Regions from separate parts of the Homo sapiens genome. Here region 1 is linked to region 2. Evidence: chromatin contacts called from ENCODE Hi-C or POLR2A ChIA-PET data. All regions are on one chromosome and are shown on one strand. The core of a region is the stretch at or near the end of the contact, and the rest is flanking DNA. Distances in the headings are between cores, read along the strand shown. Region 1 has its middle 63 kb from the start of BIN1. Region 2 has its middle 98 kb from the start of TEX51.

Region 1 (6,483 bases), core at 3,659-6,158, 48 kb after region 2:
AACTCCTGGCCTCAAGTGATCTGCCTGCCTCGGCCTCCCAAAGTGCTGGGATTACAGGCGTGACCCACTGCACCCGGCCCAAAGGCCTTTTTCTTAACAAGGCTTTGATGTTTTCTTTGCGAAGGGATGCCCTCTCCCATCTTATTGGCCAGGACTATGTCATAAGGCCACCCACAGCTGCGAGGAAGGCTGGGAAAATGACTGACTTTAGCGGACTGCATTGGTACCCTGAACAAAACCAGAATTCAGTTGGGCAGGCGGAGGGGATGAGTATTGGGTGTGCACCTAGCAACATCTGCTCCAGGAGGAGGGTGTGGAATGAGTCCAAGGACGGCCCACACTGGACAAGTCAGCTTAGAAGCACTTCAAGTTCAAGGTGCCCACGTGCATGGGGGAAGATGGGCAGCTGGATACCTGGAGGTGAGAACACTGCCCTGAGCCACAGATTCGGGCCCTCAATTCCTAATGAAGGATGGCTTCCCAGGAGCTTCCAGGCCATCTGTGACTCTGATCCATGGAAAGTGCATGTCCTCTAGACCCGGCAGCTTGCAAGTAGGTGGAGATGCACCAGCTTCCGGGAGACAAAAATCTGTCGCCTTAGCTCTGAATGGCATCTGTGTGCCAACCTCGGCCCACCTCCAGCCTATCCTTTCCTTCAAGAAAGAGTTGTGCCCCCTCTCCAGCCACCCCCTGCAGGTCACACGGGGCAGGGACATGAGATAAGCACCCCAGGCTGATTGACAGGGGCCTTTAAGTCTCTGCCCAGCCTGGGATTCAAAGCCTCTTCGTGACAAGCCTGGAGGATGCTCTCTGCCCCTGTGCACTGGCCGTGGCTGTCTAGGAAAAGAGGAGCATGCCTTTGCCCTTCTCCCTCCAGCAGCCGATGCTCACTGTCATCGGAGGCTGTCAGGAAGGCAGCTTTCTCACCCGTTGTTAATTATCCTTTTTAATTGCGCTAAGAAGGGCCTTTCCTCAGTGATTTGCTCTTCTGCATAATCAGGGTGAGGAGTACCGGTGGCAGCAGCCCACCTGTGTTCCCGGCCTGTGTTCCACAGCGGCCCCTCTGTGGATCCCCAGGGCCTGAGAGCAGGTGGGCAAGGCCACTGTCCTCAGTCTTCCAGCCTTCTCAGCCCCATCCACCACAGCTGCTTCTTGAGGAGGGAGCTCTTCCTAAGGATGGCACTGAATAGCTCCTTGGCAGGCAGTGCCTGTGAAACCTCCTGCTTCCCTCGTTTTGTTTTTTTTTTTTTTTTTTTTTTTTTTGAGACAGAGTCTCGCTCTGTCGCCCAGGCTGGAGTGCAGTGGCGCGATCTCAGCTCACTGAAACCTCTGCCTCCCTGGTTCAAGAGATTCTCGGCTCCTGAGTAGCTGGGATTACAGGCGCCTGCCACCAGGCCCAGCTAATTTTTGTATTTTTAGTAGAGACAGGGTTTCACCTTGTTGGTCAGTCTGGTCCAAACACCTGACCTCAGGTGATCCCCCGACCTCGGCCTCCCGAAGTGCTAGGATTACAGGCTTGCCTCCGCCTTTCTTTTTTTTTTTTTTTTTTTTTTTGAGATGGAGTCTCACTCTGTTACCCAGGCTGGAGTGCAGTGGCTCGATCTCGGCTCACTGAAACCTCTGCCTCCTGGGTTCAAGCAATACTCCTGCCTCAGCCTCCTGAATAGCTGGGATTGCAGGCGTGCATCACCATGCCAGACTAATTTTTGAGGTTTTTTTGGTTGTTTTTTTCTAAGTAGAGACAGGATTTCACCATATTGGCCAGGTTGGTCTGGAACTCCTGACCTCAGGTGATCCACCCGCCTCAGCCTCGGAAAGTGCTGGGATTACAGGCATGAGCCACCGCGCCTGGCCAGCTTCCTTCCTCTTAAATGTGGTGGTCACCAGCTGCTCCGGTCCTCCTTCCGCCTCCTCTACAAGCTCTCCCAGCACCTTCGCCTCTTCCCGGCCCGTCTCTCTCCTGAGCTCCAGGCCTCCCCAGCTCAACAAACCTGAGGTCCGCTTGCCTGTTCCACTGGCTGCCCCTGCCCGAGGTGGCCTCCCAGGTGCCAGCCCCTCAACCGGGGCACCTACCCTGTGCGAAGCCAGGTGGCGGCTCCACTTCTGTCCCCGGAACCTCAAACGCACCACCCAGACACACCGCTGTGGCCGTGGCTGCTCTGCCTCCCCCAGGCTGTGCACGCATCATGGGTAGGAACCACATTTTATGATGTTATTTTCTCTTTTTCAAATTTTCTTTTAGAATTGGGGACACGTGCAGGTTTGTTACCCGGGTGTATTACGTAATGCAGAGGTTTGGGGTATGGTTGATCCCATCGCCCAAGTCGTGAGCGTTGAACCCAATGGGGAGCTTTTCAGCTCTGCCGCCTCCATCCTCTCTAGTCTAGCAGTCCCGAGTCCACTGAGGAATGCATTTTAATCTTCTCTGTAGTTCAGTGCGGGCCTGGGGAACAGCCAATGAATGAATGGATACGGAAGTGACGGAATCACCATTTGGGACACTGGATCTACAGATGCAGCACATCCCCAGCGCACAAGCCTCCAAACAGCGCAGCCGAGGAGGGGCTCAGCCGTCTACCCTGTCTCCAGCGGAGGAGCTTCTGAGACCAGGAGCGGGGGCCGTCGGGTGAGCATTCCCCTGGAACACGAAGGAGCAAACCTGCCCGGCTGCATTCCGCCCTCCCGCTGCCCTAGGCCCGCTATAGGCTGGATAAAGTGAACCAAGCAAGGGTCCCAGAAACGTCACACGTGAACTCGCCCATTCACACTCACCCATTCCCATGCACACTGGCCATTCACTCAGCCATTCACACGTGCACACATTCGCACGCACACTCGTGCACACATTCACACACACAACCATTCATACATTTACACACAGACGCACACTCGCACTCACTGACCCATTCACACTAACATTTACACTCACCCTTTCACACATATTCACACTCACACATTCACACCTATTCACATGCACACACGCATTCACATTCTCCTCACCATTCACACTCACACATTCACACACATTCACACATCCACACCTTCACACTCACATTCACACATTCACACTCACACATTCACACACATTCACACTCACACCTTCACACTCACACATTCACACACGTTCACACTCACACCCACACTTTCACACTCACACATTCACACTCACATCCACACCTTCACACTCACACATTCACACACATTCACACACATTCATTCACACCCACATCTTCACATTCACATTCACACACCTTCACACTCACACATTCACATTCACACTCACACATTCCACACACATTCACACTCACACCCACACCTTCACACTCACATTCACACACATTCACCCTCACCAACACCTTCACCCTCACACCCACACCTTCACACACATTCACACACATTCACACTCACACCCACACCTTCACAGTCACACACATCGACACTCACACATTCACACCTATTCTCATGCACACACTCGCACACACATTCACACTCACCATACACATTCACACTCACATTCTCTGACCATTCACATTCACACTCACACCTTCACACTCACATACACATACATTTACTCACATGCACACACATTCGCACACACATTCACGTTTGCCCATTCACACACATTCACACTCCCACATTTACACACATGTTCACACATTATACTCATACATATTCACATTCACCCATTCACTCACACATTTACACTCACACATTCACACACACTCATTCACACACAGTCACACATGTACACTTACAGTCACTAACAATCACACGCATCCACACACATTTACATTCATATTCACTCACACACACATTCACACATCTCCTCGCAGTTCCCATCTAGGCAAGCTACCTAGTCTCAGGGCCCTTTCTGGAAGCCACCGTGGAGTGCACATTCCCAGATCTGAGCTCCTAGAACCTATCTCCCCTTCTCCTCAGAAGCCTCACCCCGATTTTCATTCAGGTGTTCATGCCTCCCTCACCCAGTTCAGCCCACCTCCAGCTCCAGATCCTATTTGTCTTAAGCAAATCTGCAAGTGCCACCCCAGGCCACAGCAACTGGCTCAGGGTTCAATGACACACACACACACACACACACACACAAATACTTTCCGGGGTGCTTCTCGGAAGGAAGTGTGCTGGCATCAAACTCGGAACTACTCAGCCCCAAGATGAAGCTGCTGCCCAGGCGCCAAGGAGGCCGAGAGCATCTCGGAGGACCTGAGCCACAGCCACCCAGCACCCAGCACGCCAGCCACAGCTGCTGAGCAGAGGGACCCAGTGTTTGGCCACCCCTCATGACGTCCCCACATGCGGCCTGGTGTTGGGGTGACTGAGGCCAGGAGTATGGGCATTTAAAACCCCAGAGGCATGGCCAAGGGTCTTCAGGCCAGCAAAACTGAGAGAAGCGACACCAACATGATTATCATATCCAATCAAGGACAAGGGCTGAGAGGCCGGGCCAGCAGCAGGGCCAGTGTTGGGGCCGCGGTGGAAGACCGGGGAGCTGGCAGGAGGGCGGGGAGCAGGGGGTCGCTCCCTGCACCGGAAGGACACTTCTGAGAGCCTCTGACGGCGGAGCTGGTGCAGAGCCTGAGGCCTCGGGGCCATTTGCACTGACAGGGGGTGTGTGTGATAATTTTAGCTGCCAAGTCCCATGACTCAAAATCCTGCTCCTGCCAGCAAATGAGTTTGTAACACAGAGTAATAAATAAGTAAACCGATTTTCTAAAGATTTTCATGGGGTTTCAAAAGGGGCCCACACCTTCCAGGAAGCCATGAGAATGCCTCTATGCAGGGCCTGGCCCTCCCTCAGGCACCTGGGCTGCTGCAGCCCACCCCACAGCCCCCACACAAGAGGCGGCCTTCCTAGACCTCTCTCCAGTCCTGGCTCCAAACCGCCACTGTCACTCCCGCCACACGCTGGCTCCGGGAGGCTGGAGGGGAGCCACACAGAGGGCTGCCCAGGGTGGGCCTCTTCCCAAGCTCGTGCTTGGCCCTCCCAGGGTGTGGGGTCTGCAAGAGCCTCCAGCCTCAGTTGGGTCCCAGAACCCACAGCCCGGCCTGCCTGCTCTGAGAGTCAGGAGCCCTGCCCAGGGTCTGGGCCTCCGTGGCCACGTCAGCCCAAATCAAGCCAGATTGCCAAGCCCTCCGGGACATTGCACGTCCAGCTGCCAGGCATGGAGAGCAGCCCGCACCTCTCCCGGCCCCCACCATGGGCCACCTTCACCCCACCTGTTGCTATTTCCTCCACCCTGTCCTGGCCTGGGCCCTCTGCTCTGCCCGGCCCTTCAGCTCACTGGCCTGTTTATTCACGCTGCCTGGCTCTGAATGCCCCCTGCACTGCCATGAACCTAGTTGACTCCCCGGCTCCCAGACACACATCTCAGTTCAGACTTTGGGCCGCTGCCCCTCCCCAGCAGGATGGGAACCTCACACCTGGCCTCCCTCCCTCTGGATCCGCAGGCTCCCCAGCCCCGATCCTGGCCCTGCTCCCTCTGGCAAGAAGCTCCCTGCAGGCCCTGACCTTGTGGTACAGAGCAGGGCCGCTCCTTACCCCAGCGGCGAGGGCTGGGGGTAAAGCTGAAAGCTGCCATGGAACATATCTTGGAATCTTATATTGTCAAAAACCTAATCTAAATGCTTTCTCCTGGATAATGTATTTTAGATGAGGTGGGTTTTTTTGTTTTTTTGTTTTGTTTTGAATTTTCAGGTTGAAATAAAAGCAAAGACTTCCCATGATGGCACTGTGGCTTCACACCTCACAGAGCCCAGGGCACGTGCACCCAGGCTCAGAAGTGGGCTGGGCTCCAAGCCGGCTCCACCCACAATGCACTATGGACCTTGGGCAGGGGAAATGAGGCTGTCAAGGAGGAAGGGATGAAGGAGGGAGTGAAGGAAGGTAGGAAAGGTGGGAGATCTCCAAGCAGGGGCAACCAGAAAGAGGCTCTGTCCCAACTGCTATGACTTCCACTGCTCCTGGAAGCCACGGATGGCAGAGCCAACACTATCTGCCCCCCACAGGACCAGGCAGGGCCACAGCAATGACAATCCTGCCACCTAAAGCAAAGCCCAGGGGCTTTACCCCAAAATAAAGCTCAGACTCTGACAGTCACCTCACTCACCAGCTTTAACTATTACTAAAGAGAGCCGTGAGCTCCTTCCACCTGGAAGTGCAGGCTGCTCCCTGGGCCCATGGGCACAGTCCCCGCAGCTCCTGGAAAGCTGCTGCTCAGACCTGTCCAAGTCTGCCGATGGAACTGAAGCGCCCAGAGCGGGGTCAGCAGGGGTCAAGAGATGAGGGACAAGCCAGGCCAGCATGCCTGCCCCCCACCCAGGCCCTTCAGACCCCACCAGACACAAGCATTGCCCTTGGTCTGGGGTCAAGTGCTCAGACCCACAGTCCAGTGCCATCACTCACCTGCCGGTAACTGGACCTCCGTGGGCCTCAGCTTCCTCATCTGTGAAAGGGAGTCCTGGTAC
Region 2 (5,645 bases), core at 1,573-4,072:
TCCTGCTCTTCAGAGACAGAAGGAAGGTCAGAGTGAGCTTGCACCTCCTGTTTTCAAGTGCCTTTAACTCAAAATAGTCACTATACCAGAGTGTCATATTTTTATCTCCTTCAGAGACAAGCCACAGACTAGAAGACATTCGCAGTACATAAATCTAGCATGAGACTTGTACCCAGAATATATAAAGAACTCCTACAAACTGATTAATTTTAAAAACAGTCAATCCCATGGGAAAAAAAATAGCAAAAGACTTATGCTTCATAAAAAAGGATATCTAGATGGCCAATGAGTACATGAAAAGGTGGCCAACATCATTATTCCTAAGAAAAATGAAAATTAAAATCGTCACAACATACCGCCATACCCCCAGTCAAGGTGAAATTAAAGGAACTGACAATACCAAATTTTAGCAAACACATGGTGTAACTGAAACTCTTATATACTGCTGGCAGGAATTTCAATGAAGATAAGCACGTATACCTTATGACCCAGCAATTCCACTTCAGAGTTTGTTCGCTAATGGTAATGTAAAGGACCCTTCAGGCCGGGCGTGGTGGCTCACGCCTGTAATCCCAGCACTTTGGGAGGCCAAGGCGGGCAGATCACCTGAGGTCAGGAGTTTGAGACCAGCACGGCCAACACGGTGAAACCTTATCTCTACTAAAAATTCAAAAATTAGCCAAGCATAGTGGTGGGTGCCTGTAATCCCAGCTACTCTGGAGGCTGAGGCAGGAGAATTGCTTGAACCCGGGAGGCAGAGTCTGCAGTGAGCCGAGATCACGCCACTTCACTCCAACCTGGGCGACATAGTGAGACTCTGTCTCAAGAAAAAAAAAAAAAGGCCCTTCATAGAGATTTTATTCATAAATGGGAGACAAGCCAATTATCCACTGGGACAGAGCAGAAACCCCTCTTAGGGGCCTTCCAGGCCCCCAAAGCATGGAAATAACAAAAAACTCTTCAGTCCCTTCCAGGGAAATTCCAGGTACCTATCTAGGCTTGAGAAGTGAATGAACAACCTGAGAAGCAAGCAGGTAATCACAGCTTAAACGGTATCTACTCAAGTGAGCTAGAGTTACAAGGTGTTTGGTTCCCTATAGAAACTAAAGATAACATCTTGACATGTGTCTCTGAGTTGCTTTTTCAGAAACCCAGACCCCCACCAGATGGAAAATGCCAACCACTGTCAGGCAAGTGGGAATGGGGGACTGAACTCCAACTGTTACCAGGAAGTGCAGGAATCCTCAGTTCTTTGTCTCACTCGGAGGAAGCACTCTGCCAAGTGACTGATTTACTGAAGGACACTAGAGAGCAGACAGTTATTTAAGGGGAAGTACACTGCAAAGATCAGGCAGAGTGGGCTGCTAAAGGGAGTGAGCCAGCAGCAGCTTGAGAGTTCTGCACTGGGTTTTTATGATGTTGGAGTCTTTTCTGAAGTTCCTGCCTCTGTCTTAAGTCTCTGCTGTTTTTCTTTGCCTAGTTTTCCTACTTCTGCCTTAAGTCTCCATCCTTTGCCTGCCTAGTTCTCACCCCAGGCTTGTGGGACCCTCCCTTACTATTAGTTGGTGCACATGCATGTGTCCCAGTGTTGGGTACGAATCCTATTTGACGGCTGCATCGCTCATTACTGCCACCCCAGGAAGGCTGTATAGTACTCAGATCTATACTTACTGTATCTATGTTATCTCTTAGGAATTTCCTTCTCTGCCCTCTTCCCCTTATCAGCATGCATCTAGCTACATTCGGACACATTAACTGCAGAGTGAATGATTAGTGGGCATCTTAATGGGCATGCCTTCCTGTATAGGTATTCCCCCTCCTCTCTACTTGTATCTATCATGCCTGTTTCAGGTGGTCCCTGAGGGGTGAGATTTTCCAGACCTCCCTTTTTTCAGGAGCTCTCCTCTCCTGTTCATGTCTGGCTATCTGCCTGCTCTAACATGACCACCAGTCTTTGTTCTAAATTTCTTCCAGAGGAGCCTGGAAAGAATCATTCTCATAGACCAAACTTTAACATTTCTTTCTGCTGACCTCAAGTTTTAGATAAAGCCTCACTTCCTTAACCAATTGCAAATTAAAGAATCTCTGAATCCACCTATGACCTGCAAGCCTCCGCTTCAAGATAGCTTGCCTTTTGGGGCCAAACAAATGTATGGCCTCCATGTGTTGACTTATGACTTTGCCTGTAACCTCTCTCTCCCTGCCTTTAAAAACCCTTACATGTAAGCCTTCTGGAAGCTCAGGTCTTAAGCGTTAGCTACCCAACTCTCTTTGCTTGTCACCCTAAAGTAAATACCTTTCTTTCTCTCACTGCAAATCTCAGTGTCAATGTTTGGCTTGCTGCACCAGGCAAGTGGACCCAAGTTCAGTTTAACTGCAGAGTGAATGATTACACCATCAACAGTAGATGGGGCCAGGTGCAGTGGCTCACGCCTGTAATTTCAGCAATTTGGGAGGCCGAGGACCTCAAGTAGGCAGATCACTTGAGGTCAGGAGTCCAAGACCAGCCTGACCAACATGGCGAAACCCCACCTCTACTAAAAATGCAAAAAAATATTAGCCGGGCTTGGTGGTGCATGTCTGTAATCCCAGCTACTCTGAGGCACAAGAATTGCTTGAACCCGGGAGGCAGAGGTTGCAGTGAGCCAAGATCACGCCACTGTGTGGCAGGCCAGGTGTCACTAACGCAGGCCTCCATAATAACTGTTTCAGTACTGAGTGGTTAAGTTAAATATTAAAAGCCAGTGCTCCAGGAACAGAAAACCAAACATGGCATGTTCTCACTCATAAGTGGGAGTTGAACAGCGGGAACACGTGGACACAGGGAGGGGAACATCACACACTGGGGCCTGTCGCGGGGAGGGAGCCAAGGGGAGGGATAGCATTAGGACAAATACCTAATACATGCGGAGCTTAAAACCTAGATGACAGGTTGATGGGTGCAGCAAACCGCCGTGGCACATGTATACCTATGTAATAAACGTGCACGTTCTACACATGTATCCTACAACTTAAAGTATAATAAATAAATAAAGCCAGTGCTCTTACACAAAGGCTGTGATGTAACAAAAGCCCATCAAGAGTTTGCCTAGGCCTTTCCTGGGCCCTAAAGCATAACAAAATAATAGAGGAATTCTTAATAGAACCCATTTAGGATTAAACAAGTTTTACTGTGGGTCTGAAGAAACTCCCCAGGCCTCCACAAACAAGTTTATTGAGGGTCTGAAGGAACTCCCCAAACCTCTGTGATTTAGCAGGAGACAAGATAAGGGTAATCACCCCAGCACCTGGACCCATTGAGATTAAGTAAATTTACTGAGGCTCCAGAGGAAGGTCTTCAGGACTCAGACCTTAGTTGTGGATTAAAAGAAGTTAATCACTTATGTCTTTAGGTGAATGCACACTTACACATAGACATATAACTTAAAAGGTATATATAAGCTCTGGAAAACTATAATTTTGAGTTGGTCTGGCGATAATTTCCAAGTCTTCTCCCTGTAACTGGTTGCAGAAATATAAATTCTCTTCCTCCCCAGTTTATCTGCACCTTGTTATTGGGCCACAAGAAATAGCAGCCTGACCCTCAGTTTGATCCAGGAACAATTGCACTCCAGCCTGGGCAACAGAGCAAATCTCTATCTCAAAAAAAAAGAAAAAAGAAAGAAACGGTAGATGGGATATATAATTTATGGCATATTCATACAATGGAATAACATAGCAATGAACAAAAATGAACTACACGCATGCAATAATATGGATAAATTGCTCAGTTATAATGATGAGCAAAAACAAACACAAAATAACATACACAGTAAATTCCATTCATATGAAATTTAAGAGGAGGCAAACTAATCCTCCTACATATATCAAATACATTTTGGGAATAATTAGGGAAATGTGGGTAAGTACTGGATGTTTGACAATATTAGACATTTGTTCATTTTCTTAGGTGTGACAATGGTATTGTTATCACTCATATTGTTATCACTCATATGAAATGATTAAGAGCAACATGTCATGATAGCTGCAACTACTTTTAAACTCTTGTAAGTGTGTGTGTGTGTGTGTGTGTGTGTGTGTACTTTTCTGTTTTGGAAAAAAATGAGAATGAACTACATTCTCATAAAGTGCAAGGTAAACACTTTATTTTCAAACATATTTATGCACTTCTCATAAAGTGCAAGGTAAATACTTTATTTTCAAACATATTTTTAACCAGAGCATAGAGGAAAAGATTGATATGTTTGCCTATATTAAGATTCAGAATTTGTTTCATCAAAAAAGATCACTAAGAGTGAGCAAGGATAAGCCACAGAACAGGAGAAGACATCTGTTTCCTTTATAATAATTCATTAGGTTGTGTATTTAGATCTTTCATACACTTCCCTATATGTGTTTATATTCCACAATAGCAAATAAAAAGGTTAAAAAAGAAATTGGGCTATAAAGGACCAGCTGGATCTTACTTAGCCAGGAATGGTTCTAAGGGATGTTTTTATCATGCTTGTTAAATAGGTCATTTAGCTGCAAGGAATTTAACATTGTTGCCTGCAGAAACCATTAAAAAACAAACAAACAAACAAACAATAAAACTAACAAGCAATATTCTCCAAAGTGCTGGGGAAGAAGAGCCCAAGGCTGAGAAGAGGTGGGGGCAGCAGCTGGGGAGCCCCTCCTGGAAAATATGAAACATCATGAAGCCAATTAATTTTCCCTGATTGGCATGAAAATTAATTTGCCTAGAATTATTCATGCTGGAGGGTTCTAATTATTCATATCCATCAAGAGGCAAATTGAGTTTTACACAGAGCGAACAAGAGGGACGCCAGAGGGAAGTGATGGGGTGTGGTGGGTAGGCCTGGGTTGGCAGGCAACCTGGGATCCAGGTAGTCCTGAGACACAGGAATTCTGGAATACAGCTTGGGCAGGGGTGTCTCGGGGCCTGTTGCCTCCTATCTGAAGTGGTTCTCCTCTGGGGAGAGTCACTGAGCCACAGGAGAAGCAGCACAGACATGTGCTACTGTGTGCAAGCTGCATCACAGGATGCACCTGATGCCAGGAATGAGCAATGCCCAATGCTGGGAACCCAGAGACGCTGTCAGCTGGGGCTGGTGCCCATGCTGGGGAGAGTCACATAACAAAATAAGAGGATGTGCTCAGTGAGCATCCTTGCCTGCGATGGGTGTTCAGGACATGTTTGATGATTCACTGCTGCATTATTAATCCTTTGGCGGACCACTGAAAAAAGTCACCCTCTACATGAATAATAAAATTAATTACACTACACAAGAAATATTTGTTACCCAAATATTAGCTGGGTCAAGCCTGTGTTAGGTACTAGGGATGCAGAGGAGAAAAGTTAGTCTTTATCTTCTCAGGGAGCTCGCTGTTGGGTCCTAAGACCACAACAGATCTTTAGAGTGGCTGAGATGTTTGTAAGGAGGGAGGGAAGATGTGCAAGACCTCTGCCATTGAAAACCACAAAGCATTGTTGAGGAAAAATGAAGAAGACCTAAATCAATAAAAATGCAAAGGACTCAGATAAACCATGGCACTTTTTTCAAAAGAAAAAGGTGAATTGACTTGCTCTACAGCTATCGCAACATTATAAAATGATGTTGTATTACTCAAGATTCTCCAGCAAA

What was found. Hi-C counts contacts between places; a loop is a spot of excess contacts on that map. ChIA-PET counts read pairs that join two places held with the same protein, here RNA polymerase II (POLR2A). Pooled maps may share reads with other maps.
Region 1: a loop to region 2 is called in a map of Caco-2, with 3 times the contacts of the local background. The contact joins two enhancer-like sites. A Hi-C loop is called at or near these places in 3 of 168 maps with a recorded cell type or tissue (Caco-2, DLD1 and K562), 1 of 37 single-sample maps with no recorded cell type and 2 of 50 pooled maps. POLR2A ChIA-PET finds 5 or more read pairs at or near these places in 1 of 52 experiments (HEK293T).

The regions. Positions count from the first base shown.
Region 1 is chr2:127,040,948-127,047,430 of GRCh38, forward strand. No RefSeq gene overlaps it. Among named protein-coding and RNA genes, the nearest start is that of BIN1, 63 kb to the right of the region's middle. Within about 2 kb of position 4,909, at least 4 of the 41 ENCODE cell types and tissues checked have a DNase peak (open chromatin) inside an H3K27ac peak, as active enhancers do.
Region 2 is chr2:126,994,554-127,000,198 of GRCh38, forward strand. No RefSeq gene overlaps it. Among named protein-coding and RNA genes, the nearest start is that of TEX51, 98 kb to the left of the region's middle. Within about 2 kb of position 2,823, at least 6 of the 41 ENCODE cell types and tissues checked have a DNase peak (open chromatin) inside an H3K27ac peak, as active enhancers do.